Regions from separate parts of the Homo sapiens genome. Here region 2 is linked to region 1. A link is a loop called in an ENCODE intact Hi-C map of the cell type or tissue named here. Cell type or tissue: ascending aorta. All regions are shown on one strand. Links, peaks and the distances in the headings refer to the core of each region. The heading gives the core; the rest is flanking DNA.

The links. A loop is a pair of places that touch in the nucleus more often than their neighbours do. Peaks named below come from ENCODE experiments on the same cell type or tissue, not always from the same donor. Only the 100,000 strongest peaks of a DNase experiment are listed, where the experiment ranks them.
Region 2: it touches region 1 in a loop (1.9-fold over the local background); 2 of 110 quality-filtered maps call a loop at or near these places.

Annotation. Positions count from the first base shown.
Region 1 is chr20:46,903,484-46,907,880 of GRCh38, forward strand. The region is part of intron 1 of EYA2 (EYA transcriptional coactivator and phosphatase 2); the gene reads left to right. Among named protein-coding and RNA genes, the nearest start is that of EYA2-AS1, 3.9 kb to the left of the region's middle. In ascending aorta, for the core only: no CTCF peak of the experiment used is centred there; DNase peaks (open chromatin) are centred at 1,966 and 2,168; H3K27ac peaks cover 1,408 bases.
Region 2 is chr20:47,122,670-47,127,066 of GRCh38, forward strand. The region is part of intron 9 of EYA2 (EYA transcriptional coactivator and phosphatase 2); the gene reads left to right. Among named protein-coding and RNA genes, the nearest start is that of MIR3616, 42 kb to the right of the region's middle. RefSeq lists an enhancer at 3,055-3,568. In ascending aorta, for the core only: no CTCF peak of the experiment used is centred there; DNase peaks (open chromatin) are centred at 1,932 and 3,575; H3K27ac peaks cover 2,032 bases.

The sequences.
Region 1 (4,397 bases), core at 221-4,220:
CCAAACCTCAGCCTGGGTACTGACTTTCAGCCTCGAGATTAAGAGCTTGAGTCCAGGAGCCAGGCTGCTCAGGTTACACTTCCCCTCAGTGTTAACCTACTCCTGCGTTTAACTTGGGGGTAAGTTACCAGACTTTTCGGTGCCTCAGTTTCTTCGTCTGTAAAGCAGGGTGAATAATAATGCACCTTCCTCAGAAAGCTATCGTGGAGATTGAGTTAATAAACATGAAGTGTTTGGAACTACGGCTGGCAAGTGGTATGAATTATATCAGTGTCAGCTACAGTTATTATTATTATTTATGAATTTGACCTGAAGCAAATTACTTAGACTCTTTGGGATGATAATAATAATAGTAACAACAATAATAAAATAACTTTTCATAGTGCCATTGTGAGAATATAAATGAGGCGATACATGGAAAACACTTAGCTTTGCTACACTGCCTGCCTCCATTCAATGTTCAATGAGCTAGCTATTGAGATTATGGGGAACAGTGCACTGGATCAGTGCGGTGTCTATAAGCTATTGATCAGTTGAGTCATTTTAGGTATCGAGAGAATGTTGGGCAGTGGTCGATAGCACAGGCCCTGGACTCAGACAGATCTGGCCTGAGCCTGAGTCAGTCCATCACTCACGGACTGCCATCTCCAGCAGGGGTCTGACCCTCTCAACGTCCCAGACATCGGAGACAGCAGTTAACTGTTCCTGGGGTGGTTGGGAGGCTTAAAAGAGTGGCTGGCACACCGAGCACAGAGCAGGGTGTTTGGCACATAGTAAGCACTCAATAAATGGTAGCTTGTATTATTACCACCCCCATTTCTTGCTGTACCCCCACCCCCAAGAAAGCACTGAACATTAGTAAATTTTAATTTGAAAATAAAAGAACACATTTTAAAACTGCCAAACAGATTTAAAATAATATTCATTACACAAAATTAAAATATTCTATTAAAGCCAGACTTTGGGCTCAGACCAAATTTTTATAACCCAAGCTTAAAGGCCAGGGAGTCCCCCAGCCACAATGGGGACATTGTGATTGAACTTGAGACTTCAACGCTGCTATTGAGCAGTCTTTGAAATGCATGTTTCCCCTAAAATAAAAGGGAAGTAATGGGAAGGAAAAAAATGAGGTTCTTGCTCCCCTCAACAAGCCTTAATGAATTGGAAAAGAAAAACAAAATATTTCTCATTTTTCTCCTGCTACTCGATCCTGCCAAAGACGCACGGCCCCTCCCAACCCTGGCTTTGAATGGTGCCCACTCAGAACCTTCCAGATCTGATATGCTATATGAGCAAACCTAATCTAAGTTGTAACATTGTAGTCTTCACCAGGTTTTACAGATGGCGGATTGTATCACTGGGAATCCAGAATGGGGAGCCCAAATTCCTAGGTTCAAGTCCTAGTTCTGCCTCAGTTTCCCTATTCACAAAATAGAGACAGTCCTCCTACTGCATAAAGTGGTGGTGGGAGTCTGAACGGTTAGCTCTCCCCATGGATGTTTTAATCTTCTGCTGTTACCTAATGAATGAAACTTGCCCTGAGTTCTGGGACTTTGAAAAATTAAAGTATACAGGTATGCCTCTGAGAGTTATAAATTAAAAAAAAGTCTATTCAGGGAGGAGAATGGAGGAGGGAAGAAGGAGACATAAAAATGGCTCACAGGAGTTATTATGTGACAGACACTTTCACAAAGCTCATTTAATCCTCTCAAAAAAAAAAAATACATGATATACATGTGTCCATTTAACAAACATGGAAACTGAGACTTGGACAGATCGAGTGACTGCCCAGCGGCATTCCATTCCAGGTCTGTGTGACCCAAAGCATGGGCCTGTTGTACCACATGACCCACAGCCCTCCTGGAACAAGGTCACAAACAATCATGGTGGACTGGAGAGACTCCCCTGACCAACCAGTTATTTATGATCTATTCTTACATTTCAATAGCATCCTTCATCCTCAATGAGCCTGAGTTGCTGTGGCCTTTTACCCCACATTCCATTGAGAACCAGTAGATTTTTTCTTGAACAGCACATGGAAAAAGTAACGTAAGTGGGTTGCAAAATCCTTTTCTGGATGAAATCCTTCAAGAATCCCTGCCATTTCTTGCCAACCGGAATGAAGTGACTTCCTCCTCAGACCAGGCCAGGCCCTTGGCTATGGTGTGGGACCATGAGACAGAGTTGTCTGAGGCTGGGCAGCTCCTGGAGAGGGTATGGGGTCCCCTCTATCACCAACCTGCTGTGTGTCTTCGGGCAGATCACAAGAGCCCTCTGAGCCCCAATCTCCTCATCAGCCCATGGAGCAGACACCTTCTATATAGGATTTGTTATACGACTTAAATAAAATGACAGTGGAATACTTAGGGTACTGTGGAATTGGACCCATTCCCAGGAGTACTCAAAGAAAGGGGAGAAAATGAAAGTTACTTGCCCCAGGCACATTCCTTACTGTTCTTCAGGTAGCTACCGTTTGGGGACTTTAGACATTCTGGAAGAATCTGTTAGTCTCTGAAGGGCAGACTTCTTTTTAATGATGTGGGCACCCTTTCCACATTAACTTGAAATGTACATGGACATTTTTTTTCTTTAGAGTTCTGTCTCTATCTTATTATGCATTTGGAAAAGATATAAAAAGCATTTGAAACAAATGGTTTTACAATTTTTTACTGCTTAAGACAAAAATGATTTAAAAACCAAGTCCATCAAGTAATTGATAGCAAAAGTGGCACACAGCCATGGCAGAGTTCATGAGGGAAGTTTCAGAAACACGAATCTGATGATGTGAAGCTTTCCCTGTGATCTATTCATTTAAAATAAAACATTTTAGTTTTAAAACTCATCCCCGCAGGCTGCGTACGACAAATTCCACCCAAATACCCAGAACCTTTTACTAACCAGAATTGCAATGCTGTGCTGCTTTCAGGGGAATAAAATGAAACAAATGCAGTCTCTCGGGGACATTGGTAAAGTCATCTCAGAGTACATCAGTGTCCGGGCACATCTAGTCTGTGTCTTGTATCTTTGAAAGAAGAATAACTAACCTTTGGATGACTGTAATGTTGATAAAAAATAATCTCTGAGGGCTAACTTTATGCCGGGATATGTTCCGAAAGATTATAGGCATTAACTCATTTATTCCTTGCAATAATTCTACGATGAAAGTACTGTTACTATTCCCAGTTTAAGTGAGAAAAGTAAGACACAGAGAGGTCAAGTGACTTGTTCAAGGTCACCCAGCAAGTGCAGGGGTAGAGCCAGGCTTTGTATGTGGGAGTATGGTTCTAGAGTTTGTCTTCATAACCCCTGACTTCCCTGATTCTTTAACCACCATAAAAAATTAAACTCTTTGACCCTCACTTACTTGCACAATGAATTAATTAAGGACAGGCATGAGAAGGGGCTGAAAGCGATGTTAAATCTCAGTTATAATTTTTCAGTTTCTTACAAGGATGTATTTGCGTATTCCATTATCTTTAGGGTACAGTACACTACAGAAGCCAGTCTCTCCACGTTCAAATCCACTGTCTACCACTTACTAGCCTTGGGCTTCCTTCACCTCTCTCAGCCTCAGTTTCCCCATTGATGACATGAAAATAACGGACTCTGCATAACAAATGCATTGAAGACCACGAGACACACACAGTGATTGTTAAAAGCTATTGATTACCTGTGGAAGAAAAATTAAGTCTAGAAATCATATCTTCCTACAGGGCACAAATGCAGTTTGGTATAGTTTGGAGTGAAAAAGAAGGGAAAACCGCCTGAGCTGTGAGGTTCAAGCTGGAAAATAGCTCAGGTTTTTCCAGATGCCTTAAGACTGAGCCAAAGAGACCGGCTTTCCATGTCTCCACATGAGAAGTTACCGAGCTAAGTCCTCAACAGGCAGCCTACAAGCCATTGATGTTAGAATCTGTCCAGGTGAGGAAGCAGCAGCCTGTGGGAGGGTCTTGCCCATGGCCACATGGCCAGTCTGTGGCAGAGTGGGGACTCCCCACCCTCTTTCAAGACGAGTGAGGGATCTTGGGTAGCATGGGTCAGAGGTGGAGAGGAACACATAAAAACAAGCGTGAGGCCAGGCGCAGTGGCTCACACCCGTAACCCCAGCGCTTTGGGAAGCCAAGGCAGGCGGATTGCGTGAAGTCAGAAGTTCGAGACCAGCCTGGCCAACATGGTGAAATCCCATGTCTACTAAAAATAAAACAATTAGCCAGGTATGGTGGCCCGCATCTGTAGTCCCAGCTACTGGAGAGGCTGAGGCAGGAGAGTTGCTTGAGCCCAGGAGGTGGAGGTTGCAGTGAGCCGAGATGGTGCCACTGCCAGCCTGGGTGACAGAGGGAGACTCCATCTGAAAACAAACAAACAAACAAACAAACAAACAAAGTGTGCCTGGAGCG
Region 2 (4,397 bases), core at 223-4,222, 220 kb after region 1:
TTGCAAAGTGGTCAAGAGCAGAGGTCAGCAAACTACATCCATCCTATGGGCCAAATCTGCTCCCTCCCCACTCCCCCAGCTTGTTTTTTTAAATAAAGTTTTATTGTAACAGTCACACCCATTCGTTTACATCTTGTCTATGTCTGCTTTTGTGCTACCGCAGCAGAGTTGAATAGTTATGATGGAAACCATATGGGCCACAGAGCCTAAAATATATGCTTTCCAAACCTTTATAGAAAAAGTTCACCACCCCTGGTCTCAAGAGCCAGACTACTCAGATCCAAAGACAGCTCCACTTCCTAGCCATGTGACCTCAGACAAGTCACTTTGCCTTCCTGTGCCTCAGTTTTCACCTCTGTAGCATGGATGTAATAACAATAATACTCACCTTATAGGGTCACTGGGGGAGGATTACATGAGTTAATACATGTCGAGTGTTTGGAGCTGTACCTCCTATGTAGTAAAGAGTTTTTGTAGATAAGCAAATGACACTTTTTTTTTTAATTGACAGATAATAATTGTACACATTCATGGGGTACATGGTGATGTTTCGATGCATATAAAGTATAATGATCAGATCAGGGTAATTAACATATCCACCATCGCAAACATTTCTCATTTCTTTGTGTTGGGAATGTTTAATATCCTCCTTCTAGCTATTTGAAACTATATATTATTATTAAAATATTGTCATGAGTGGGGCAAGGTCAGATATAACCAGGTCCACGCACGTTTATGTCTTTCCACAAGGTCAGGCTTTCACTGATGCTATTTCAGTTATGAAAGCCACTAGCTAGAGGAAGACAAGAGAATGACCTGTCTGGAGTTCCCAAGGAGGCAATTCTCCTTAATATTACCCTTTCACTTGGTAGTCAGGGCCATGAGCACAAAAGGCTGAAACCACTCCACAAGTCAGTCAATATTGCAAACCATACATAATAGTATACTTAATTGATATATAAATGTTATAGATTAGAATTTCATGCCAAACAGCAACATTAGGCATCAAGAATAAAGGGGATATGAAAAGGGACTAACGGGCTGGGTACGGTGGCTCACGCCTGTAATCCCAGCACTTTGGGAGGCCGAGGCAGGCAGATCACTTGAGGTCAAGAGTTCAAGACCAGCCTGGCCAACATGGTGAAACCCCCGTCTCTACTAAAAATACAAAAATTAGACAGACCTGGTGGCACACACCTGTAATCCCAGCTACTTGGGAGACTGAGGCAGGAGAATCACTTGAACCCAAGAGGCAGAGGTTGCAGTGTGCCAAGTGCACTCCAGCCTGGGTGACAGAGTGAGATTCCATCTCAAAAAAAAAAAAAGGTGGGGGAGTGGGGGGCCTAATGAACCAGTCCAAGGAGAGTGACATGTAGAAGGAGAGAGTCCTGATCCGGGCACTTGCCAGTATCTTCCAAGAGTCCTTTATTTGGGCAGAGCCTTCAGCTTCAAATTCTGGGTGCTGATGACAAGTGACAGTGAGACAGAATGTGTTAAGATGTCAAGCTGGTGAGGTCCTGCTCATTTTATGACCCTTGAGTCCTCTGGTGAGGACTGGTGGTAAAGGGTTACACCCTTATCTGGTTGGGTGTTGTCTCTATTGATTAGGTAGACATCTGGACTCTTGTTGACTTGATGACTTTTAAAATGTAAGATGGAGTCTTTTTCTAAGATGGAGTCACTTATGTCAAGGGTGTGCTATACATATAGTATCTTTTAAAGAGCTGCATCTTTAGAAGCACATTGCTGGTTATGTAAGATGTTCTATCTGAGGAAGTGTGCTGAAGTGTGACGACTACTAATAATAAGCAGAAAGCACGTGGTGTTGATGGGGATGTTGTCAATGCTGATGGCAGCAGCGGGCACTTGCTGGGCATCAAACCCTGTTCTGAGTCCTTGGAATGACTTTCCATAAACAAACCCATCTCCCATGTCACCACATGCCCCTCAGCCCTGGGCAGTGACTCCTGTTAGGGTGATCATCTCATCCAGGTTTGTCTGTGACTTTCCCACTTGTAGCACTGGAAGTCCCAAGACCCAGGAAACCCCTCAATCCCAGGCAAATCAGGAGAGTTGGTCACTCTACTCCATATCCACAATCCATTTTATCTATTTATTTGTTATTTTTGCCTTTAAATTTATATCCTAGAAAAATACTTTAAAAGCTGCTAGACATGTCCAGCTGAAAGAACATTCTTCAAAGATTAAAAAAAAAAAAATTCTAAGAGGCTGAATAGTTGCACAAAACCCCAAAAGAGGAACCGGTTTCAACATCTTTCTTTGTTCTCTTAAATTTGACCATGATTTCATCATTTGTCATGAGTTTGACTCTTGTGATTCAGCGATGATGGAATGTATCCTACAGTCTTTTGGTTAAGTTTTTTTTTTTTTTTTTTTTTTTTGAGACAGAGTCTTGCTCTGTTGCCCAGGCTGGAGTGCAGTGGCACTATCTCGGCTCACTGCAAGCTCCACCTCCTGGGTTCACGCCATTCTCCTGCCTTAGCCTCCCGAGTAGCTGGGACTACAGGCACCTGCCACTATGCCCGGCTAATTTTTTTTGTATTTTTAGTAGAGATGGGGTTTCACTGTATTAGCCAGGATGGTCTTGATCTCCTGACCTCGTGATCCGCCCGCCTCGGCCTCCCAAAGTGCTGGGATTACAGGTGTGAGCCACCTGCCTGGCCAGTTAAGTTCTTGTTAGTACAGATAGACCCATTATCTTTTCTATTTTTGGTGTTCTCCCACAAAACTGTCGAAGAAGCCAAGTTTTTTTTTAACTTTACTGTTTAAACATGTGAATCAACTTATTTTTTCTTTATCAGCATCATTTTCTTGTCTTCCTCTAAAAAAAATTTTTTTAAACAAGCTGATCTGCCTTCCAAAAGTTTCCAAGTAATTAAACCCAATTAAAACCATTAAATTCTTTCTTTTAATGACAACTTTATTATTAAAAGCTAACCACAAGGAGGAGATTTAACTGGCAAAGCTCTCTGTTGTGTGTTAATCCATTCCTGACCTCTGGCTGACACTTCCAAGAGATAAACCCCACAGAATAGGGAGCTGGTTTAATGAACAGCTTTAATTAATACTTTTCTTCCTTGTGGCAGAGTAATTATTTGTTCAACTTGTAAACAGCTCCTTGGCGGTGATTTTTTAAAGACCCAGTTGGCTTGGATAGTGTGATGGTTTTGATGTGTTTTGTGTGTTTGTGTGTGTTTTTTTTTCTTTAAAAGAGAGAGGGGAGGAGATCTCCATTCCAGGATTGGTGCTGAAGCACATGTGTCCTGAAGTTCAGGACGTCAGGGTAATTGACACAGAAGAAAAGTGAGGCGAAGGCAGGCAGCAAGCTGCCTGTATTTTTGAGACATCTCCAGAGAGGGCAGGTCTGCAGACGGGCAGGTCTGCACTTTGCAGCAACAGTCTGCAAGCCCAGACAAGGCCCCCAAGGAGACACAAGCCCAGCCCAAATGCAGTCTGAGTGTTAAGAAAGGAAAGGGCCTGGGATTGCAAAGCGCGAGGCCAAACGCCTCCCCCGACCTTCCCTTCGCGTGGCACCTGAGAAAGGGGCAGCCCAGTGCAAATGCTAGGTGTGACCAACCAGGCCCCGGAGAAGCGATTCTGTGAACAAGGATGACTAGCCCGCTAGTAGTGCTTGCCGCAAGCCGCCCATGCATCCCAAGTGCTTTCCACCCATCACCTCCCTAACCTGTCTCAGGGAGGTAGATGCCGTGGGTTTTCGTGAGGTTAAGTGGCCTGTCCCAAGTCACGTACCTTCTAGCAATAAGGGCAGAGCGCAGATTGCAGCCAGCTGTCTGGCTGCAGGAGTCAGTCCTAACTACTGGGCAGAGCTGCCCCTTGAGACAAGAAAGTGGCACCTCCCACTCAGCTGGCGGGGAGAGACTTAGGTTTGTTTTTTTTCATTTAGTTCATCTCTTAGTTAGAAAGCTGGTTTCATTAACAAGTTAGAAAGTTAGTTTCATTGCCCACTCTGTAATTCCAAAGTTAATTTACTAACACTAAGGACCAAGCTTTTTCATTATTTTAAAAATCATTTAGAGGAGTGATTCTCAACTAGGGGTGATCTTGTCCCTCAGAGGACATTTGGTGACGTCTGGAGACATTTTTGACTGTCACAACTGGGTAGGCGTGCTACTGAATTTAGTGGGTAGAGGCCACGGATGCTGCTCAAATTCCTACAACCCACAGGATGGAACTACAACGTGGAATTATCTGGCTCAAAATGCCAACAGTGCCAAAGCGGAAAAACCCTGATTTGTAGAATCCTCAAATGTTTCATTCTTATATAATTACTCAGACTTTTCATTCTTGTAGAATGCTCAAATGCTCACTCTAGAAGCAATTTGTAAACACACAAAAGCAATATTAATGCACCCATC